Linked DNA regions of Homo sapiens: region 2 is linked to region 1. A link is an interaction called in ENCODE POLR2A ChIA-PET data of the cell type or tissue named here. Cell type or tissue: A673. All regions are shown on one strand. Each heading gives the region's core, and the rest is flanking DNA. Links, peaks and the distances in the headings are about the cores only.

Region 1 (2,906 bases), core at 308-2,807:
ACATTGAATTTCCAGAACACGCTGGTAAGGTAGGTAACTATTACTATTCCCATTTGATGAGCAAAGTGTGCTTGAGAGTCCAGTTCAAAACTTCACTGATATCATGGAAGCCAGTAGGAAGCAAAGCTGAGGTCTGTGTTTATTTTGTGTAATTTAATTAATTTTTGAGACAGGGTTTTGCTTTGCTGCCTAGACTGGAGTGCAGTGGCTCAATGATGGCTCACTGCAGTCTGGACCTCCTGGGCTCAGCAATCCCTCCTCCCCCAGTATCTGGGACTACAAGTGTGCAACACCATGTCCATATAATTTTTTTTTTTTTTTTGAGACAGAGTCTCGCTCTGTTGCCCAGGCTGGAATGCAATGGCGCGATCCCGGCTCACTGCAACCTCACTTCCTGTGTTCAAGCCATTCTCGTGCCTCAGCTTCCCGAGTCGCTGAGATTACAGGTGTGCATCACCACACTCGGCTAATTTTTGTATTTATTTTTTGTAGAGACGGGGTTTCACCATGTTGGCAAGGCTGGTCTCGAACTCCTAACCTCAAGCAATCCGCCAGGCTTGGCCTCCTAAAGTGCTGGGACTACAGGCACCCGTCTCCGCGTTCTGCAGCACAGCTGAGATTTGCATCTGAGTCTCCAGGTGGCTTCTCAGGGTTGGCAGAACTGAGCACAGGAAAGGAGGTTAGTGAGGGAGGCTGGGGGGTTGGGAGCCTTCCCAGGGGTTCTGTGGGGCGGGTCTAGGGGGCCTTTCTAGATGGCAGGTGCTAGTGCGTGGGAAAGAGAAGCCGAGGGCCCTGGACAGCTGTGGGGACGGGCCGGCGCTGACCAGCCCAGCGCGCTGAGATTCGCTTCTGTCAGCGTCAAACTGCAGCGCAGGCCCTGCCGACTCGGTAACTAAAGCCAGCCTCGTAAGTGGCTAATTGATTTCTGTTCCCTGATTAAATGTGCAGCACTTTACATGGCAGCAGAAGGAGGTCAGCGCTCCCCCCACTTCTCCAGCGCCGCGTGCGGAGAGACAAAGAAATTGATTTTCCAATCGATGCTCTGAGCAATGATTAAATGTTCTCTGCACAGTGGGCCTAATGAGTCCCCAAGGGGCGTGCCGGCCCTTTAATTAGAGACTCCCACGGGGGCCTGGGATGGGGGCTGCCCTGGAGTGAGGGGGTCCAGCCAGGGAGGAGGCCCCATCCCCAGGGATCGGTGGCCTGGGCCTCTGAGAGATACTGTTTGGGGGCCCCTGGGCGTAGAGACCCAGCGGAGGGGTCCCTAGGCAGGGGGATCCCATAGAGTAGCTCCCGGGCTGAGAGGTCCCTTGGAGGGGCCCCTGAGCTGGGCCCTCGAGGAAGAACCTGGGCTACAAGGATGGAGGCTGGAGGCCCCCGAGTGAATGCACAGATTCACCCACGTGAGCATGAGCCAGGCATGCACCCCCTCCCGCCCCAACCAGAGGACAGACGCAGGCCAAGGCCTCCCTGTCCTCTGCCCCCCAGCATCCAGGCAGCCAGCAGTCCTTTCCGTCAGTTCAGCTCCCCCATCTACGGCGGCGGCGGCGGAGACCCAGACAGGAAATGAATCCCCTCTAAGCGGCTGCTGCGTTTTCCTCACCCAGCTGCCCCATTGGAGAAGCCGACTGAAGACTTTAGAAATTCAAATGAGGCTCTCGGGGGAGAGCGAGTCTTAAACATTCCCCTGCGCTGGCGGCTTTATTGAAGGAATAAACTATATTTGCAAAGTAAGATATTAAGGCTGTCAGTTTCTCTTAGGGATATAATGAGATCCTGGGAGGGAGAGAGGCCGGCAGGATGGAACTCCCAAGGGCGGGAGCCCCAGCCAGGAGGTGGAGTGAGCTGCCCCACCGGGCCAGACAGAGCCCCGCCCCACTGCTACCAGCGCCACTAGGAGCCTAACATCCCCCTCAATCCACCATCCCACCTCCCCTGTCAGAGCTCCTAAGGGATGGAGGCCTGGGTGGAGGCAGGAAGATAGAATGGCTCTGCCTAGCCCTGGAAACCCCAAGACAGTGGAGCCCCTAGAAGTCTCCAGCTCAACTTACCCACCAGCTCTGCCCCATGGAGAGAGCTCTGCTCAGGAGACAGGAAGAGAGAGCAGGGTTGGAGCTGAGACTCTGATGTGGGGCTGTGGCTGAGTCTAGGCTCTCCTAATTTTTTTTTTTTTTTTTTTTTGAGACGGAGTCTTGCTCTGTCACCAGGCTGGAGTGCAGCGGCGCGATCTTGGCTCACTGCAATCTCTGCCTCCCAGATTCAAGCGATTCTCCTGCCTTAGCCTCCCGAGTAGCTGGGATTATAGGCGCGTGCCACCACACCTAGTTAATTTTTGTATTTTTAGTAGACACGGGGTTTCACCATGTTGGCCAGGACCTCGTGATCCACCCATCTCAGCCTCCCAAAGTGCTGGGATTACAGGCTGAGCCACCGTGCCCGGCCAATTTTTAATTTTTTAAAATAGAGATGTGTTCTTGCTATGTTGCCCAGGCTGATCTCAAACTCCTGGGCTCAAGCAATCTTCCCACCTCAGCCTCCCAAAGTGCTGGGATTACAGGTGTGAACCACGATGCCTGGCCAAGGCTCTGCTATTTTGTGAGCTGTATGACCTTGGGCACATTATTCAACCTCTCCGTGATTCTGCTATCTCATCTCTAAAATATTAGTACCTACCTCTTGATTGTTGGAAGGATTAAATGATTTATTACATGGAAGGTGCTTAGCATGTACCTATTTTATGGGTGATGCTCAATAAATATCTTATTAAAGAGTTGAGGGCAGGAGACAGGCATGGTAACTCACACCTGTAATCCCAGCAATTTGGGAGGCTGAAGTGGGAAGATCGCTTGAGCCCAGGAGTTTGATACCAGCCTGAGTAACCAGCAAGACCCCATCTCTACAAAAAC
Region 2 (2,906 bases), core at 253-2,752, 240 kb after region 1:
TTTTTTTTTTTTTGAGACAGGGTCTACTCTGTCACCCAGGCTGTTGTGCAGATTCACCACCTTGGCTCACTGCAACCTCTGCTTCCCATGCTTAAGCAATTCCCCAGCCTCAGCCTCCTGAGTAGCTTAGACTACAGGCTTGCACCACCATGCCTGGCTAATTTTTGTATTTTTAATAGAGGTGGGGTTTCACCATGTTGCTCAGGCTGGTCTCAAACTCGTGAGCTCAAGTGATCCACCTGCCTCAGTCTTCCAAAGTGCTAGGATTACAAGTATAAGCCACTGTGTCTGGCCAGATTTTTTAAAAATATAAAAATAGAGATGGGCGGGGGGGGGGGGGGGTGGTCTCATTATGTTGCCCAGGCTGGTCTCGAACTCCTGGCCTCAAAGTGATCCTTCCCCCTTGGCCTCCCAAAGTGCTGGGATTACAGGTGTGGTCTATCTCCAGAGATAGTTCATGGATATATAGGTACATGTGTATCCTTCGTTCCCTCTTCTTACATAAAGAATCATATAGGCTGGGTGTGGTGGCCCACACCTGTAATCCCAGCATTTTGGGAGGCTGAGGTGGGTGGATCACGAGGTCAGGAGTTCAAGACCAGTTGGCCAACATAGTGAAACCCCATCTGTACTAAAAACACAAACAATTAGCCGGGCGAGGTGGTGTGCACTGTAATCCCAACCACTCAGGAGGCTGAGGGAGGAGAATCGCGTGAACCTGGGAGGCGGAGGTTGCAGTGAGCAGAGATCACGCCACTGCACTCCTGCCTAGGCAACAGTGTGGGACTCATTCTCAAAAAAAAAAAAAAAAAAAAAGAATCATACAGTATTGACTATGCTGGATGTTACTTGCTTTTTCTTTTCATGCTGCCCCAGGCTGCACTCTCCATTTGGCAGGGGTGAGGCACCACTCGGATCTCCTCCAGCCTCTACCCCTGGGAGGAAGGTTGCACCAGTGAGGGGATAGAACTGGAGGCTGGGTGTGGAATATAGACTTTTCACATTAAACCATTTGTAACACAAATTTTAAACTTTTTAAATTTAAAAATTTTTAAACTTTAAAATATAATAATGATTTCAAAAATGTAAAAATTTAAACACTTCTTCCTACACATATTTTCCACATACACACGTGCCTGGAACTTTGATGTCCCACCAGGGCCAACTCCCTGCCTAGGCGCCTCACATGCAGATACCAAAGCTTCATTGCTTCATCTTCCCTTTACAGCCTCTTAGCTCCTCTGTGATCCCAAGGCCATCCCAGGCCTAGCATCACTGCCAGCGCCAAGCCTGGGCCACCTTCTGACTGGCTCTCCCTGGTATCCCTTGTATTGGGACTTAACCTCACCTCTTTCTCTCTTTGCTCCCATTTCATCTACTGCCACATTCCCTTAATTTTTTCCCTCCTATTTGTACTATTTTCTTACCCACAGCCTTTGTCAGCTGATGGAAACCACAGAGCCTCCTTGGCCCCAGGAACTCCAGGGCTGAGAGTCTGCTCTGTTCTCTCCTGGTCTATAACCCCACAGCCCAGAGGTTAGAAAGGGTCTGAGAAGGCATCTCACCCATCACCTGAGCTGAATTCCTTCTCTACTTTGGTTAATGAGGGTTCAAATTCTCAAACATCTGCAGAGTAGAAACATTAACAAGCCCACAAGCCATGAGCCACGTAATGCAGCGATCTTCTCCCCCGCCCCGCCCCTTAGTTATTCCTGATGTTTGGCCCAACCAGTTTAAACTTTGATATTCACTGAAATCACATGAGAGCTTGTAAAATGCAGCTTTTGGGGCTCCATCATCAGATATTTTGATTCTATAGATATGGGGTGGAGTTTAGGAACCTGCATCAGGGTTTCACTCTGTCACCCAGGCTGGAGTGCAGTGGCACAATCATAGCTTACTGCAACCTTGAACTCCTGGGCTCAAATGATTGTCCTGCCTTAGCCATCTGAGTAAGTGGGACTACAGGCACTTGTCATCACGCTTGACTAATTTTTTTTTTTTTTTTTTTTTTGAGAAGGAGTCTCGCTCTATCACCCAGGCTGAAGTACAGTGGCGCAATCTCAGCTCACTACAACCTCCGCCTGCCGGGTTCAAGCCATTCTCCTGCCTCAGCCTCCCAAGTAGCTGGGATTACAGGTGTGCACCACAATGCCTGGCTAATTTTTTTTTTGTTGCATTTTTAGTAGAGAAGGGGTTTCACCATATTGGCCAGGCTTGTCTCAAACTCCTGACCTGAAGTGATCCGCCCCCTTAGCCTCCCAAAGTGCTGGAATTACGGGCATGAGCCACTCTGCCTGACTCATAATTTTTTACATTTTTATTTTTATTTTTTGTAGAGGCAGAGTCTTGCTATGTTTGTGTGCCCAAGTTGGTCTCAAACTCCTGGCCTCATGTGATCCTCCCACTTTGGCATCTCAAAGTGCTGAGATTACAGGCATCAGCCACTGTGCCCAGCTAGAACTTGTATTTTTAATTAAAGAGACCCCAGGGGACTCTGATAATGGTGGTCTATAGATATGAGTTTGAGAAAGCGGTCTATTGTCTTCTGTGTATACTCGGTAAACCCTGCCGAGTGAGGTAACTGCTGGGTGCACCATGTCTGGTTGCAATGGTCCATGCTCTGGGGGAAACAGTGCAGGCCAGGGGTTCTGGGCGGACAGGGTAAGAGTGCTGTATCTCAGCAGTGAATTAACAAATAGGTCTTCTTCGACCCTTAAGGAGAAGGGGGTGCCCTTCACAACCCTGGCACCTCCCTTTCTTCTTCAAGTTAAATTCTTCAGTACGGATGAAGAACACAAAATAAAATGGATGAACGCTCCTAGTCTCTCTTCTCTGGGCTACGTTCCCAGAATAGACTTTGCCTAAGGAGCAAACACATGGCCATTCCCAAATCTGACCAGCAG

Evidence for each region. Peaks named below come from ENCODE experiments on the same cell type or tissue, not always from the same donor. Only the 100,000 strongest peaks of a DNase experiment are listed, where the experiment ranks them.
Region 2: POLR2A ChIA-PET joins it to region 1 with 6 read pairs; 2 of 35 experiments call an interaction of 5 or more read pairs at or near these places.

What each region holds. Positions count from the first base shown.
Region 1 is chr17:44,986,473-44,989,378 of GRCh38, reverse strand. LOC107987243 (a long non-coding RNA gene) reads left to right here. Exons shown (of 6, transcript XR_007065771.1): 6 at 493-530. It also overlaps the pseudogene LOC112268183. Among named protein-coding and RNA genes, the nearest start is that of C1QL1, 20 kb to the right of the region's middle. In A673, for the core only: no CTCF peak of the experiment used is centred there; a DNase peak (open chromatin) is centred at 1,608; H3K4me3 peaks cover 262 bases.
Region 2 is chr17:44,741,518-44,744,423 of GRCh38, reverse strand. All of the region lies in intron 10 of DBF4B (DBF4B-CDC7 kinase regulatory subunit), which reads right to left. Among named protein-coding and RNA genes, the nearest start is that of ADAM11, 16 kb to the left of the region's middle. In A673, for the core only: no CTCF peak of the experiment used is centred there; no DNase peak of the experiment used is centred there.